2 separate regions of the Homo sapiens genome follow, and region 2 is linked to region 1. Evidence: read pairs that join two places in POLR2A ChIA-PET (ENCODE). Cell type or tissue: OCI-LY7. All regions are shown on one strand.

Region 1 (5,000 bases):
CTACTCGGGAGGCTGAGGCAGGAGAACTGCTTGGACCCAGGAGGCAGAGGATGCCGAGATCATGCCACTGCACTCCAGCCTGGGCTACAGAGGGAGACTCCATCTCTATAAAATAAATAAATAAATAACTTTAAAAAAAAAAAGAGTATGAAGGAAAAGCACAAAAATAACAAGGGCTACTGCTTCTCCAAAGCAATACTGGAACCTAGAATACAACTGATCAATACTTCTGAAATTCTGCAAGCAATTTTCCAATTCTGTATCCAATAAGATCTATCAATAAGTATAAGGGTAGGATAGACATTTCAGGCCTGGAAGGTCTAATACACATTTATCTCCCCTTGTATCCTCTCTCAGAAAAGATGTCCTCTACAACAAGGAAGTGAGCTAAAAAGATGACAAAATGGAATCCAGGAAACTTGGAGATCCAAGATAGGAGATGTTACCAGTGGAGGCGCCCAGGTTCTTGGCGCTTTGAACAAAGAATAGGACAAAAGCACAAACAAAGCGAGGAAAGAATAAAACAACAAAAGCAGAGATTTACTGAAAATGAAAGTATATTCCACAGGGTGGGAACAGTCAGAGCAAGGGAGTCAAGGACCCAGTTACAGAATTTTCTGGGGTTTAAATACCCTCTAGAGGTTTCCTATTGGTTACTTGGTATACACCCTACCTAAATGAAGTAGTGGCCCATGATCAGTCTGAAGTTACAAAGTTACACCCTATGCAAACATCTGATTGGTTATGGAAAGTGGGACCAGTCAGAGGCTGAAGTTACAAAGTTATACTCCTATGCAGATGAAGACTTGGACTGCCACCGGCATGATTAGTTGCAGGAGGGGACCAATTAGAGGTAATTTCAATTTTTCACCTGCCACACAAAAATGTGTGGGGAGGTTGCAAAGCGGGGTAGCCTCCGGTCCTTTTGTTACTCAGGGCGTGGAATCTTAGGGTTTTCCTTTTAATTCTAGGAAGTCAGCGTGAATTGGCCTTAGGTTCCCTGCCTCCAGACCCTAAGGTTCTCCTGCCTCAGAGACAAGCAAAATGAATTATAAGGATGAGATCTGAAGAGAAGGTAGTAACTCTAGAAAGTAATCAATACTCTAGGGTTATGACCAGGGGTGGGGGGATAAAAGATCACCTAATGATGCATAGTTTATGAGCGTTTGAGAGAATTAAGTGATCCACACATAGAAAATTAACTGAATGAAAAGACAGTACACCAAGAAAGAGAGAACATGCAAGATATAAAATGAACTAGAGAACTTTTTTGGCTCATTGCTGAGCAACATTTTTATTTTTAGAACTACCCTAAGAATTGATGTAACTATACTGAGAGAACTGGGGAGGGTAAAAGAATGAAATCCTTATATATCATAACTGGAAGTTCATAGGTTACACCTAAAATTGATAGATGAAGCAACAGCAATATAAGAAGAGTGTTTCAGAATACTGTATAGAGGTTAATATCAAAACCAACATCTCAAAAAGCTGACAACAGAAAGGAGGGTGAGGAGACAGGGGACACAGGGACTTTATTATAGGCATTTCCCTGCCAATTAATTTTTTTAAACTCTGTATTACTTATGTTGGTACACCAATATCATACATATCCTCCCACCATCTGAGCTTCTCTTATTTTCTTCTCAGTTTTACCGTTATTTCCAGCCTGACAAAATTATCTAAGTAGAATTATATGCTGCCCACCTAAATAAAATGCACTTATGTTTTTAAAATGCAATGATAAAAATTTCTAAATGCCTCATATAAAGTATGTAGCTTTAATTTTAAAAGTAATACTAAGTAAACATTCATGAGGAATCTACATGTCAAAATAAAATTCTTTCCAGGTTAGGTTTTAGAATTCCATCTAGCAACAAATATTCCAGTGGGTCCAATATCATTTCCCTAGCCCAATTCTGCTGAAAGAATGAAAGGACTATTACTCCACAGTATTCAACCTCACCAAAAATTGTTTTATGTATGAGCTAATTTATGAAAAGAACTACTTTAAACACTGGTCAATATCAACAGTCCATTGGTCCAACAAATTTCTTGATGCCAAAATAAAAGGCAGAGCCTTAAAGAGTGAACCACATACATTTAACCTATTTAAAAGCAACGGCTTCTAAAACTATTCTAAAAAACAAAATTTATTAAAACAATGAAAAAATAAAAGTAAAAGCTTCAAACATTAAGCACAAATGACAAATATAAAAGATACTACTTTTAGCCTGGAAACCTGACAGAGAACCTCACCCTGGCTGGCGTCCAGAGTTCTTATATAGAAGAAATTCCTGAAATAAAGTTAAAAAGTTGATAGGTAGGAGACAGCAAAGAGCTTTAAATACCTGTTAAGGAACGTGGAATTTCCAAGATATAAACCTAACTCAGTTTTGTAATAAGCTTAAAACAAGCAAAGAAAAAGAAAAAAAATCAACACTTAACAACATGAAGAATTATGCTCTGTGGTATCGGTGCTTGTCATACATGATATTCCTTTGCAGATCCGTATATTCCCTTTCCCTAATTTAGTCTTGAATTTATTCTCCTATTCCTTTCTCTTCCCATTTTCTGAGTTAGTTTTCCTCCTATTCTATTCCCAATCATTAAATTAATAAAATGATGATAATCTGGTAAACAAACATGTGTTATTAACCTCCCTAATCTTTTTTTTTTTGGGGGGGGGGACAGGAAGTAGAATGTATTGGTATTAAGAGGGGGCAGCACAGTGGAAGCCCTCATGAGTGCAGGGCCAGCCACTTGTCCAGAGGGCCATGAATGGCGACATACTTGACCCCACAGCCATCTGGGATGAGCCGCTTCTCAGCCACCATATCTTCAAATTCATCGGCATTGAACTTGGTGAAGCCCCACTTCTTCCAGATGTGGATCTTCTGGCAGCCGGGGAACTTGAACTTGGCCCTGAGCAGGACCTCAATCACATGCGCCTTGTTCTGCAGCTTGGTATGGATGGACATAACTTGGCCAATGTGAACCCTGGCCACAGTGCCCTGGGGCTTTCCAAAGGCACCTCACATGCCTGTTTGGACCCTACACTGGGGTAGTGCAAGGTCAGAAACACGAACATACATCTGAAAGGCCTGTCTCCAAGGTCCCTTAGAGCAACCTATACAACAAACAGGCCGCATACACTACCAAGGAAGCTGCTGTTTACAGCCATTGCACACTGGACCCCCATAAGGAAAGGAATTCAGTCAGCTTAATTGGCTGCAGGACCTCCGTAATCTTACAGCCAAAGTTGTGACAGCTATATGACTGTTAAACAGCACTTAAAAATGATGACACAGATAATACTTGATCACACAGAGACTGACCATAGTTAACTGTACCTGAGAAATCAGACCATGAAGTATAATTTTTGTAAAATTTAAAACTGTACTGTTCTCAGTCTCACACCATGGATATACAAAAGAAGTTGTAAGCTGTCGCTCTGAATGGTGGCATGTTTTTGTTTTTAACTTCAATTCTCTGTAGTTTCTCAAAGTTGTTTTTTTTTCCCTACAATGACTGTATCATTTAAATAAGAAAAAATATATATATAAAATACTAAAATCTTTTTTTTTTTCTTTTTTTCTTTTCTTTTTTTTTTTTTTTTTAGACAAAGTCTTGCTCTATCCCCAGGCTGGAGTACAGTGGCGTGATCTCAGCTCACTGCAACCTCTGCCTCCCGGGTTCAAATGATTCTCCTTCCTCAGGCTCCCGAGTAGCTGGGGTTACACATGAGCACCCCACGCCTGGCTAATTTTTGTATTTTTAGTAGAGACAGGGTTTCACCGTGTTGACCAGGCTGGTCTCAAACTCCTGAACTCAAGTGATCCACCTCCCTGGGCCTCCCAAAGTGCTGGGATTACAGGCATGAGCCATTACCCTGGGCCTAAAATCTTTATAATGCTTATAAATATTAAATTCTTGTTAACATACTTTTTTTTTTTTAAGATGGAGTCTCACTCTATTCCAGGCTGGAATGCAGTGGCACAAATCTCAGCTCACTGCAACCTCCGCCTCCCAGGTTCAAACAATTCTGATGCCTCAGCCTCCCGAGTAGCTGGGATTACTGGTACACACCACCACGCCTGGCTAATTTTTGTATTTTTAGTAGAGATGGGGTTTCACCATGTTGGTCAGGCTGGTCTCGAACTCCTGACCTCAGGTGATCCACCCACGTTGGCCTCTCAAAGTGCTGGGATTACATGCATGAGCAACCACGCTTGGCCTACCATACTATTTTTGAAGTAAACATTCTCCATTACCTATACTGTAGATAATACACTACAAAAACAATTTATGACCACTAATAATCTTACGAAAGCTTTTTCCCTCTAGGAAACTTATAAATAACATGTTGTATGAAATATCATGAGTTTATCTCCACGCTAAGGTTCACTTATGGACTCACTTGGTCCACGGGCCCCAAGTTAAGAATGCATTTTGCAGATTATCCATGCTTTATTAGTACCTGTTTATCCGCTAATTAGAACGACAATCTTAATCTAGGCCACAATATTTTCTGAAGCTCAAGAAAATAATTTAGGGGAGGAAGAGAGGAAGATGGAAATAGACAAATTTTCACTACAAGGCACTGTGATCTAACTATTTTTACCTGTTCTCCCTTCTATCAGCACAATTAAGAGTATGCACAATTAAGAGTATAACATTCCACTTTTATTACTACGAGCTAACAACTGTTCATACTTACTGACAGGTGAACAAAATTACAAATTATTCAATGTTCTCCAGCTTAGCTTTCATACTTTAGCTTACATCTTTTAATTTATATTTCATTTTCCAAAACAAATTTTAACAATTTTAATTAAAATATGTGTTTATTAAGTCCTTTTAGCAAATACAGTGCTAAGCACTTTGTTTTCTTACAATCTCATTAAGACAGTAGTAGCTTTATTATTATTCTATTTCCACCAATGAGGAAATGAGAGTTTACAGAACTTAACTCATTTGTCATCATCACTCGTTCACAG
Region 2 (5,000 bases), 640 kb after region 1:
CTGATTTAATTTCATTATGCTCAGAGAACATACTCTATATAAGTTTACAATAAATCTTTTGAGATTTATTGAGACTTACCTTCTGATTTAGCATTTGATCTGTATTGGTGAATAGACCATGCACACTTGAAAAGAATATATTTTGTGAAGTTGTTAGTGTAGTATTTACAAATGTCAATTAGATTAAGTTGGTTAATAGTGCTGTTCACATGATCTATGTCCATACTGATTCTTTTTTCATCTATTTATTATTTCAGTTACTGTGAGAAGGATGTTAGTTCACAATCATAGTTAGAGATTTTTAAAAAATCTGTTTCTCCCTTTAATTCTCTCAAATTTTCTTCGTTTTGTTTTGTTTTGAGACAAGGGTCTCACTGTGTTGCCTAGGCTAGTCTCAAACTCCTGCACTCACACAGTCCTCTCACTTCAGCCTTCAAATTTTCTTCTTAAGACCAGGCATGGTGGCTTATACCTGTAATTGCAGCACTGGGAGGCTGAGGTGGGAGGATTGCTTGAGCCCAGGAGTTTGAGACCAGCCTGGGCAACATAGCCAGGCATGATGGTGCACTCGTGTGGTCCCAGCTACTTGAGAGGCTGAGGTAAGAGGATTGCTTGGGCCTGGAAGGTCAAGGCTGCAGTGAGCCATTATCGTGCTACTACACTCAGCCTAGGTGAGAGAGCAAAACCCTGTCTCAAAAAAAAAAGGTGGGAGGTATTAAATAACAACACATTTTCTTTCTTTCTGTTTTTTTTTGAGATGGAGTTTTGCTCTTTTTGTCCAGGCTGGAGTGCAATGGCGCAATCTCAGTTCACCTCAACCTCTGCCTCCCGGATTCAAGCGATTCTCCTGCCTCAGCCTCCCGAGTAGCTGGGATTACAGGCATGTGCTGCCATGCCCAGCTAATTTTGTATTTTTAGTAGAGACGGGGTTTCTCCATGTTAGTCAGGCCGGTCTCGAACTCCTGACCTCGTGATCCACCCACCTTATCCTCCCAAAGTGTTGGGATTGCAGGCGTGAGCCACCGCACCTGGCCACAAATTTTCTTCTTAAGGTTGAAGCTTTATATCAGACATATATACATTTCTGATTATGTTTTTCTGATAAGTTATCTGTTTTATTATTTTTTTTTGGAGACAAGGTCTTGCTTTGTCACCTAACAGGAGTGCAGTAGTGTGATCACAGCTCACTGCAGCCTCTACCTCCTGGGCTAAGTGATCCTCCCACCTCAGCCTCCCTAGTAGCTGGGACCACAAGTGCAAGCCATGGCACCTGGCTAATTTAAAAAAAAATTTTTTTGTTTTTTGTCTCACTATGTTGCCCAGGCTGGTCTCCAACTTCTGGACTCAAGCGATCCTCCCACCTTGGCCTCCCAAGGTGCTGGGTTTACAGTCATGAGCCACTATGCCTGTCCTGTTGTATCATTATGAAATGTCAGTCTTTATTTCTGGTAATACTCTATCTTGGAGTCTATAACTGAAAATAATATAGCCTCTCCCCATTTTTTCCCCCTTAAACATTACGCCATAAGAAGCTTTTCAAAAGGAGCTAAGTTGCCTGGCTGGAGTGCAGTGGCTATTCACAGGTGTGATTATAACCCACTACAGCCTTGAACTCCTGGGCTCAAGAGAGCTTCCTGCCTCAGCCACCCCAGTAGCTAGGACTATAGACACAAGCTAGCCTTTTTATACTTACTGTTTTCATCAAATGTCTTTTTCCAACTAGTTTCCAACCTGTCTTTGTATTTGAAGTGCATCTATTGTAGATAGTTCAGTGTTGCTTTTAAAGTGCTTACTCCATTTGTGTTTAGTATGTTGACATGGTTGGATTTAGATCTACTATTTTGCTTTCTGTTTTTATTCCTGTTTATCCTTTTTTACTTCTTACAGCTTAATGAATTTTGGGGGGGGAATTCCATTTTAATTTCTCTCTTGGGTTTTTAGCTACATCTTTCTTTAGGATTGCACTAGAGATTACAATATACATTCTTAACGTCTCACCCTTTTGCCTGGGGCGGTGGCTCATGCCTGTAATCCCAGCACTTTGGGAGGCTGAGGTGGGTGGATTGCCTGAGCTCAGGAGTTCCAGACCGGCTTAGGCAACATGGTGAAACCCTGTCTCTATGAAAAATACAGAAACATTAGCTGGTTGTGGTGGCACACACCTGTAGTCCCAGCTACTTGGGAGGCTGAGGTGGGAGGATCCCTTGAGCCTGGGAGGTTGAGGCTGCAGTGAGCTGAGATCATACCACTGCATTCTAGCCTGGGTGACAGAGTGAGATGCTGTCTCCAAAAATAAATAAATAAATAAAACAATACCATTTCATTTAAATTTCAGGAATTATACAACCACAGAATTCTGTTTATGACTCTTCTTTTATGCAGTAGTTGTCATGGTTTTTTCTTAATGTGGTAACCCGTATTTCAATATTATAACTTTTGCTTTAAGTAGTCCTATGTATTTCCAGTAGATGAGGAGATAATAAAACTTAGTCTTATATATTTAACCATATATTTGTCCGTTCCACTGATCTTCATTTCTTTCTGAAGATCTGTTCTGCCATCTAGTTTTGTTTCCTATTAGTTTGAAGAATTTCCTTTAGCATTTCTTGTTGTGCAGGTATGTTGGGCAGGGAGTTGGCTTAGTTTTCACTTATCTGAAAATCTTGTTATTTCATCTTTATTCTTGATGGATATTTTTGATGAATATGGAGTTTCAGCCAAACAACAGTTTTGTTGTTTGTCTTCAGCAAAAGACAGTTTTTGCTCTTCCCCTTTTTCTTATGAGAATCCAATTATGCAGATGTTAATTTTTTTAATACTGCATCCCATATGTTTCTCAGGCTCTGTTTTTTTCCCCCAATCTTTTTTTCTCTCTTTTCAAACTGGATAATTTCTTTCCATTTATCTTTTAGTTCACTGATCCTTCCGTCATCTCCAATCTGCTGTTTTGACCTTTTAGGGAATTTTTTCTTTTTTACCTCAGATATATTTTTTAGTTTTAGAATATCAATTTGGTTAGTTTATAGTTTATTTCTCTTTTGAGATTTCCTATCTGTGTGTTAATTTTCAAATATCCTTTTTATTTACATCCTTAATCATAGTTATCACTGTAGCTTTCTCTTCTAATTCCGACACCTAGGTAATTTCAAGTTTGGTCTCCAACTGTTTCTTTTGAGTGTGTCATATTTTCCTGTTTATTCATATAGCTAATAATTTTGTTTTGTATACTGGACATTGGGAATGCTGCATTGTAGATATATGGATTCTGTTATGATTCTCTGAGAAATGTTGATTTTTTTGTGTTCGGAGGCAGTTAACTTGACTGAGTCTAACACCAGCCCCTCTCTTGCCTTCAGTGGGTACCTGCTGAAACTTCTGTTCACATATTTTAGCTTTATCTGGGCTTCTTAGAATCTGTCCTGTACATTCAGAGTTTACTTGTCAGCCAGAAATCTCAGTAGAGTTTATATGCAGAGTGTGGGTTTATGTGTGGCTGTCTTTCTTTCTTTTCTTTTTTTTTTTTTTTTTTTGAGACGGAATCTAGCTCTGTTGCCCAGGCTGGAGTGCAGTGGCACGATCTCAGCTCACTGCAAGCTCTGCCTCCCAGGTTCAAGCGATTCTCCTGCCTCAGCCTCCTGAGTAGCCGGGACTACAGGCGCCCACCACCATGCCCGGCTAATTTTTTGTATTTTCAGTAGACACAGGGTTTCACTGTGTTAGCCAGGATAGGATGGTCTCGATCTCCTGACCTCGTGATCCACCTGCTTTGGCCTCCCAAATGTTGTGTCTTTTTAAAGTATCTACAGTAACCTTGTATCAACTTAGTTTGTCAGTCTATTAATACTAAATTTAGCTCCTTCAAAGCAGTTGGAACTATGTGCTACATAAATTTCAGTTTCACCCAAGGGAAGAAGTGAAATTAGTGAATAGACAGTTACAGCAAAAAAAAAAAAAAAACAGAAACAAAAAAACCATAAAAATTAAATAGCTGGCTCTAGTGAAATGAGCAAGGACTGTGGAGTCAAACTGACCTGGATTTGAATCCTGATCCTACTGTTTGTAGCTGTATGATCTGGACAAATGACATTAACTCTTTCTAACCTTGATTTTCTCATCTGTAAGACGCCAATTGTAACTCCTAAGGATACTGAGGTGGTTGTTTTTGTTTTTCGGTTTTTTTTTGTTTTTTTGTTTTTTTTTGAGATGGAGTTTCGCTCTTGTTGCCCAGGCTGGAGTGCAGTGGCATGATCTCAGCTCACTGCAACCTGCCACTCCCAGGTTCAAGCGATTCTCCTGCCTCAGCCTCCCGAGTAGCTGGGATTACAGGTGCACGCCACCATGCCTGGCTAATTTTTTGTATTTTTAATAGAGACGGGGTTTCACCATGTTGGCCAGGCTGGTCGCCAACTCCTTTCCTCAGGTGATCCACTCAGCTCGGCCTCCCAAAGTGCTGGGATTACAGGTGTGAGCCACCATGCCCGGCCTAGATACTGAGGATTTTTTAAAATGCATATACAGTTCCTGACCAGTGGTTTTTGCCTAATAAATAACTTATTACAAATTGTTACCCAGTAAAAACCCTGAGACGAGTGAAAAAATAAAGCTAATTAATCCATTACTTGCTAGTAAGAAAATAAAAAAAAAATCTCTGTTCATTTATGTCTTAAGATTTATCAGTATCTCCATATAGCTTTGCATAGTATTACTATTATAGGAGGTGCTTTTTATAAAATGTCAGATGTTAGGCCAGACACAGTGGCTCACACCTGTAATCTTACCACTTTCGGAGGCCAAGGCAGGAGGACTGCTTGAGCCCAGGAGTTCGTGACCAGCCTGGGCAACGTAGGGACACCCTGTCTCTACCAAAAAAAAAACTTTAAATATTAGTAGGCTGGCCAGGCATGGTGGCTCATGCCTGTAATCCTAGCACTTTGGGAGGCCGAGGCGGGTGGATAATGAGGTCAGGAGATCGAGACCAGCCTGGCTAACATGGTGAAACC

The links. ChIA-PET counts read pairs that join two places held together with the same protein. Peaks named below come from ENCODE experiments on the same cell type or tissue, not always from the same donor. Only the 100,000 strongest peaks of a DNase experiment are listed, where the experiment ranks them.
Region 2: POLR2A ChIA-PET joins it to region 1 with 12 read pairs; 2 of 35 experiments call an interaction of 5 or more read pairs at or near these places.

What each region holds. Positions count from the first base shown.
Region 1 is chr2:61,414,142-61,419,141 of GRCh38, forward strand. All of the region lies in intron 2 of USP34 (ubiquitin specific peptidase 34), which reads right to left. SNORA70B (small nucleolar RNA, H/ACA box 70B) reads right to left here and starts at 3,236; the gene lies at 3,103-3,236. RefSeq lists a silencer at 2,729-2,921. In OCI-LY7, no CTCF peak of the experiment used is centred here; no DNase peak of the experiment used is centred here; H3K4me3 peaks cover 46 bases; H3K27ac peaks cover 1,828 bases.
Region 2 is chr2:62,058,044-62,063,043 of GRCh38, forward strand. The region is part of intron 2 of COMMD1 (copper metabolism domain containing 1); the gene reads left to right. Among named protein-coding and RNA genes, the nearest start is that of B3GNT2, 140 kb to the right of the region's middle. In OCI-LY7, no CTCF peak of the experiment used is centred here; no DNase peak of the experiment used is centred here.